Regions from separate parts of the Homo sapiens genome. Here region 2 is linked to region 1. A link is an interaction called in ENCODE POLR2A ChIA-PET data of the cell type or tissue named here. Cell type or tissue: GM12878. All regions are shown on one strand.

Region 1 (2,500 bases):
CTCTCTAGTCTCAGGAAACTAATCAACTATTTTCTGTCTCTTTACCTGATAAACTGATAAGACAAAAGTAAGTTCTAGAAGTGGAATTAAAGGAAAACTCATTAAGAAATTGCTTGAGAGTTACAGCTAGACATGCACAGAGGTCTAAAGCTGAAGTAGAATTTAACGGAATCCCGAAGCTCCAGGAACGACACTATCTACAGTGGGACTAGGGTGTGAAACAGCCACAAATGACACTGTCAGGGTTTCAGGATCAATTTAGACAGGTTTCATTTTTCAGTGACGGTCATGACGGCATTTTCAGAGTCAGCTTTAGTAAGTAGATAAGTCCTTTACAGATGAAGAGATACTTTTAAAATATGGCCAATATTATTATCATTAATATACTAATTCAATAATGAAAATTTTTTGAGTAGTTGCTAAATGCTGTACACTGCTAAGCATGCATTTTCAGTACGTGTGATTTCTAGAATGCTTGCTTTTTAAATAATAATTTTCTTTCATTCAAAGATAAAGATTTCTTTCAAAAAGCCTATCTGATTTTATAATAGAAGGATTTATTTAGCAGAAATTCATATTAAGGAAACTAAAATATTCTAATCCGTCAGGTGAGATATGTCTATACTGAGAAGAAGATATTAATATGCACCAAAGCAGCAAGAATGCTTGCTTGAAATCCAATAATTTTTTGATACCCAGTACATGAGCTTAAGTCACCAAATATTTAAAAAAATTTTTTTAAGTGTAATTATTTCTTAAGGAAACTCCTAAGAAATCTTTGCAAGGCAGAGACTCTATTTTAATCTTCTTTGTATCACCCGTGGCACCCAGCTCAGAGCTTAGAATGTAAAACATGCTCAAAAAATATTCTTTGAAGGAATGTTTGATTTGGGAATCCAAACCTGACAGTGGCATTTATTTACCTGTAGTCATCAATGCTTGCTATTTTAAAGCGGCATTTTTTTTCCTGCCTTCAGTGATAATTAATGCTCAGCTCAGACTGCAGGGTTTGAATGAAGAAATCTGAACAATAGCTAGACAAGACAAAGCCTGTGAAATCTTATGCAGGCTTCTCTATTAATGTGGTTTAGAATGATATGTTAGGAGCACTGTATACCAGAAGAATATTGATTGCATTTCAGATAATGCAATTTACAGTTAATAAGATGGTTAGGCTGGTCCAGGGAAATATTTGTTTTCTTCAACAATGTTAGGCAGAAAACATACATTTTAATAAATACTACATGAGAACAATCCTTTTGGGTGAATTTCAAGGAAACAAACAGACTACCATATGGCTACACATTGGTGGATTTTCACATTTCTAAAATCTGGATAAATGTATTATCAGTAATACTTTGCTTTACAAATAGATTTGTTTGAATTATTCTTGCTTTAGTACCAGAAACCTTTGCTGACATTTTGTATGTAACGTTTAATATCTAAGGATGATAGTTCTAGGACAGAATATATAATGTGATCACATTTGTTTTTAAAAAAATACACACACACACACACACACACACACACACACACACACACACGCAAACTCTGGAAGACTAGACCCCAGGTTTCATAGGGGTTATGGTGAAGAACAGGGCAGAGTGAGATTATAGGGTATTTTTACTTTTAGAGTTAAATATTTCTGTGACATTTGAATTTTTATAATAAGTATGTATTGTTTTTGAAATCAGAAAAAGATATATTAATTTATGGGGCTGACACTGATGATGTTGACAGTCAAAATAGTATTGCAAAGAGCCTGAAAATAATCTAGCTGCAGAATCATCTACCAAAACTGATTCCTGCCTGCATGTACAAGGTGGATGCTGCAGCATTGCTCAGAGTGGCCACAGATCTGCCACTCCTTGAAAGTCCATCATCAGAGGGAGAGAAAGAGGAAGTATGAAGGCGTATCTGTCTGCATAGACTAGGAAAATCTGGCAGAGGATGAGAACCTAGTAACTCTAAAGTCACTGGGGGCTGTGATTTTTCAATTTGGTACCATGTGCTTGGTCCACATGTTAAAAAAATTGGGCGGCCAGGGGTGGTGGCTCACGCCTGTAATCCTAGCGCTTTGGGAGGCCAAGGCGGGCAGATCATGAGGTCAGGAGTTCGGGACCAGCCTGGCCAACATGGTGAAACCGCATCTCTACTAAAAATACAAAAAGTTAGCTGGGCATGGCGGCAGTCGCCTGTAATCCCAGCTACTCGGCAGGCTGAGGCAGGAGAATCACTTGAACCTGGGAGATGGAGGTTGCAATGAGCCGAGACTATGTCATTGCACTCCAGCCTGGGCAACAGAGCCAGACTGTCTCAAAAAAAAAAAAAAAAAAAGACAAGTGTGGTGGCTCACGCCTGTAATCCCAGCACTTTGGGAGGCCAAGGCGGTCGGATCACAAGGTCAAGATTTCGAGACCAGCCTCGCCATCATGGTGAAACCCTGTCTCTACTAAAAATACAAAAATTAGCCAGGCATGGTGGCACGTGCCTGTAATCC
Region 2 (2,500 bases), 330 kb after region 1:
AATTTCTGTATTGCAATTATTTCCTATTATCCCCAAGAGTAGTGGACATTTGTTTTTGCCCTCCTAATGTTCAACTCACCCTTTTTTGGTAATAGCACCTTCAATTTTCCTGGGGAAGATTGGATTCCCCACTCGTCCCATGGGTTTCAGACAGGGCTGGCCCCATCCCATGGCTTTGTGGGTACACTAGTGACAACAGAGCTGGCCGATGTGAGTACTGTGCACCGCTGGCCATGGTGACTGGTTCATGGCTGAGCATGTGACCCCAGCTGGGCCAATCAGAGCCAGGCTTGGGTCTTGCTAGGACTGTCGGGGAGAGTCATCCTCTTACCTTTGGAAGGAACAAGCCTAGAGCTTCCGGGGACCACCACTTGGAGAATAAAGTACACAGAGCGCAACAGAGCCAAGAAAGAGAACTTGAATCCTGAAGACGTGCAGCCATGTCTTCAGAGTGAAGACCTGAAGCCATATCTTCAGACTGAAGACCTGAGCCTCTGAATCCAGCCATGCCCAAATTAAGAATATGCCTGTACTTTTTCAGCTTTGTGAACTGAAGAACTCTCTCTTTTTGGCTGGAGTCAGTTTCGATTGGAGTTTCTGTCATTTTCTTCTAAAGCTATCTTATTAAATGTATAAGCTATGTCTCATCTATCACCATGGGAAGTTCATGAGGGGTCCTTGCCCATGCTTGACTAAAGCGCACTGTGTGAGAACAGCAACAGCTTCAGAAGCTGATGCAGACCCTACAGGAAGTCATCTGCAGCGGGGAGGTGGACAGCGGCAGTCTGAGGACTGATACCACCAAAGGCCGCAAGCTTTCCACCGGACGGATGTGTGGAGCATGTCATTTTATTTGTAGATCCTCAGAAATACCTGGGAAAGGCATCTAGTTAAGAGGCTCTGGATGTCATAATAATTTGGGCATTAAAAGCTAATGTTTATACCCATGTTCAAATCAGCATTATGGACAATAACCAAAAGGTAGAAGCAATGCAAGTGTTCACACACAGATGAATAAATAAACAAAATGTGTTCTAGCCATACAATGGGAGATTATTCAGCTTTAAAAATGAAGGAAATTCTACCACATGCTACAACATGGATGAATTTTTAGGACGTTATGCTAAATGAAATAAGCCAACCACAAAAAACCCCACAAAATGTTTTATGATTGTACTTATAAGGGGTATGTAGAGTAGTCAAATTCAGAAAGTAGAACAGTGGTTACCACGGGCTGGTGGAAGGGGGAAATGAGGAATTCTTGTTTAATGTATACAGAGTTTCAGTTTTGCAAGAGCTCTGAAGATGGATGGTGGTGATGTCTGCACAACAATGTGTTTCTACTGAAAGTGATTGAACTGGACACATAAATACGATAAAGATGGTACATTTGTGCATGTATATTTTACAACAGTTTTTTTTAAAGCTGATGTTATCTCATTCTCATTATATTTCAGGCAGCGAGGCCAGTCAACACTTGGATTACACAGCTAAGTGTTTTACATTGTGCCAGGGAGGAACAGACAGAGTTGACTGGGGTGAGAAGGCTGAAAATAGGTTCTAGGTTTCTTCAAGGAGTTTCAGATTGGAGACAGTTCCTGAATCAGTAACGAATATTATAGGAACAGTCCATAAATTTAATTTAGGCTACCTACAAGAGCTAGAAGTTCATTCTTTTCTTTCTTTCTTCCCTCCTTCCCTCCCTTCTTTCCTTCCTCTCTTTCTCTCTTTTCTTTCTTTCTTTTCTTTTATTTCTTTTGACAGGGTCTCACTCTGTTGCCCAGGTTGGAGTGCAGTGGTGCCACATCATAGCTCACTGCTACTTCAACCTCCTAGGCTCAAGCAATCCTCCCACCTCAGCCTCCTGAGTAGCTAGAATTGCAGGCATATACCACTACACCTGGCTTTTTTTTTTTTTTTTTTTTGGAGAGATAGGGTCTCACTGTTTTGCCCAGGCTGGTCTCAAACTCCTGGGCTCAAGCGATCCTCCTGCCTTGGGCTCCCAAAGTGCTGAAATTGCAGTTATAAGCCACTGCACCCAGCCCTTTCTGAGAATATTTAATACACTTAGAGGTGAGACCTAGCAATATTGGAGCTACAGTCTTAGTTTTCGTTTTTGATTCTTCCACTGTGAATCTGGATCACCTGTAGAATGATCGCGGTGGAGAGGCAGAGGAACTGGTGAGCCCCTGTGTCATGGTGGGGTAGGTTAAGAGTGCTTTGGGAGTAATGAGATCCTTGCTGGAGGGAAAAATGTAGGGAAAGATCTGGGGTTCTTGGTGTTCCTTTCATCCTTTATTTCTTCCCTTCCTTGCTCCAGGCAGCATATATCATCTGCATAAAAATTGCATTAAAAATAATTTTCAGCCTTTAATCCCAGCACTTTGGGAGGCTAAGGTGGGTGGATCACTTGAGGTCAGGAGTTTGAGACCAGCCCGGCCAACATGGCAAAACCCTGTCTCTACTAAAAATACAAAAATTAGCTGGGCATGGTGGCGCT

What was found. ChIA-PET counts read pairs that join two places held together with the same protein. Peaks named below come from ENCODE experiments on the same cell type or tissue, not always from the same donor. Only the 100,000 strongest peaks of a DNase experiment are listed, where the experiment ranks them.
Region 2: POLR2A ChIA-PET joins it to region 1 with 5 read pairs; 3 of 35 experiments call an interaction of 5 or more read pairs at or near these places.

The regions. Positions count from the first base shown.
Region 1 is chr7:148,917,820-148,920,319 of GRCh38, reverse strand. No RefSeq gene overlaps it. Among named protein-coding and RNA genes, the nearest start is that of EZH2, 35 kb to the right of the region's middle. In GM12878, no CTCF peak of the experiment used is centred here; no DNase peak of the experiment used is centred here.
Region 2 is chr7:148,583,364-148,585,863 of GRCh38, reverse strand. No RefSeq gene overlaps it. Among named protein-coding and RNA genes, the nearest start is that of C7orf33, 6.2 kb to the left of the region's middle. In GM12878, no CTCF peak of the experiment used is centred here; a DNase peak (open chromatin) is centred at 1,237.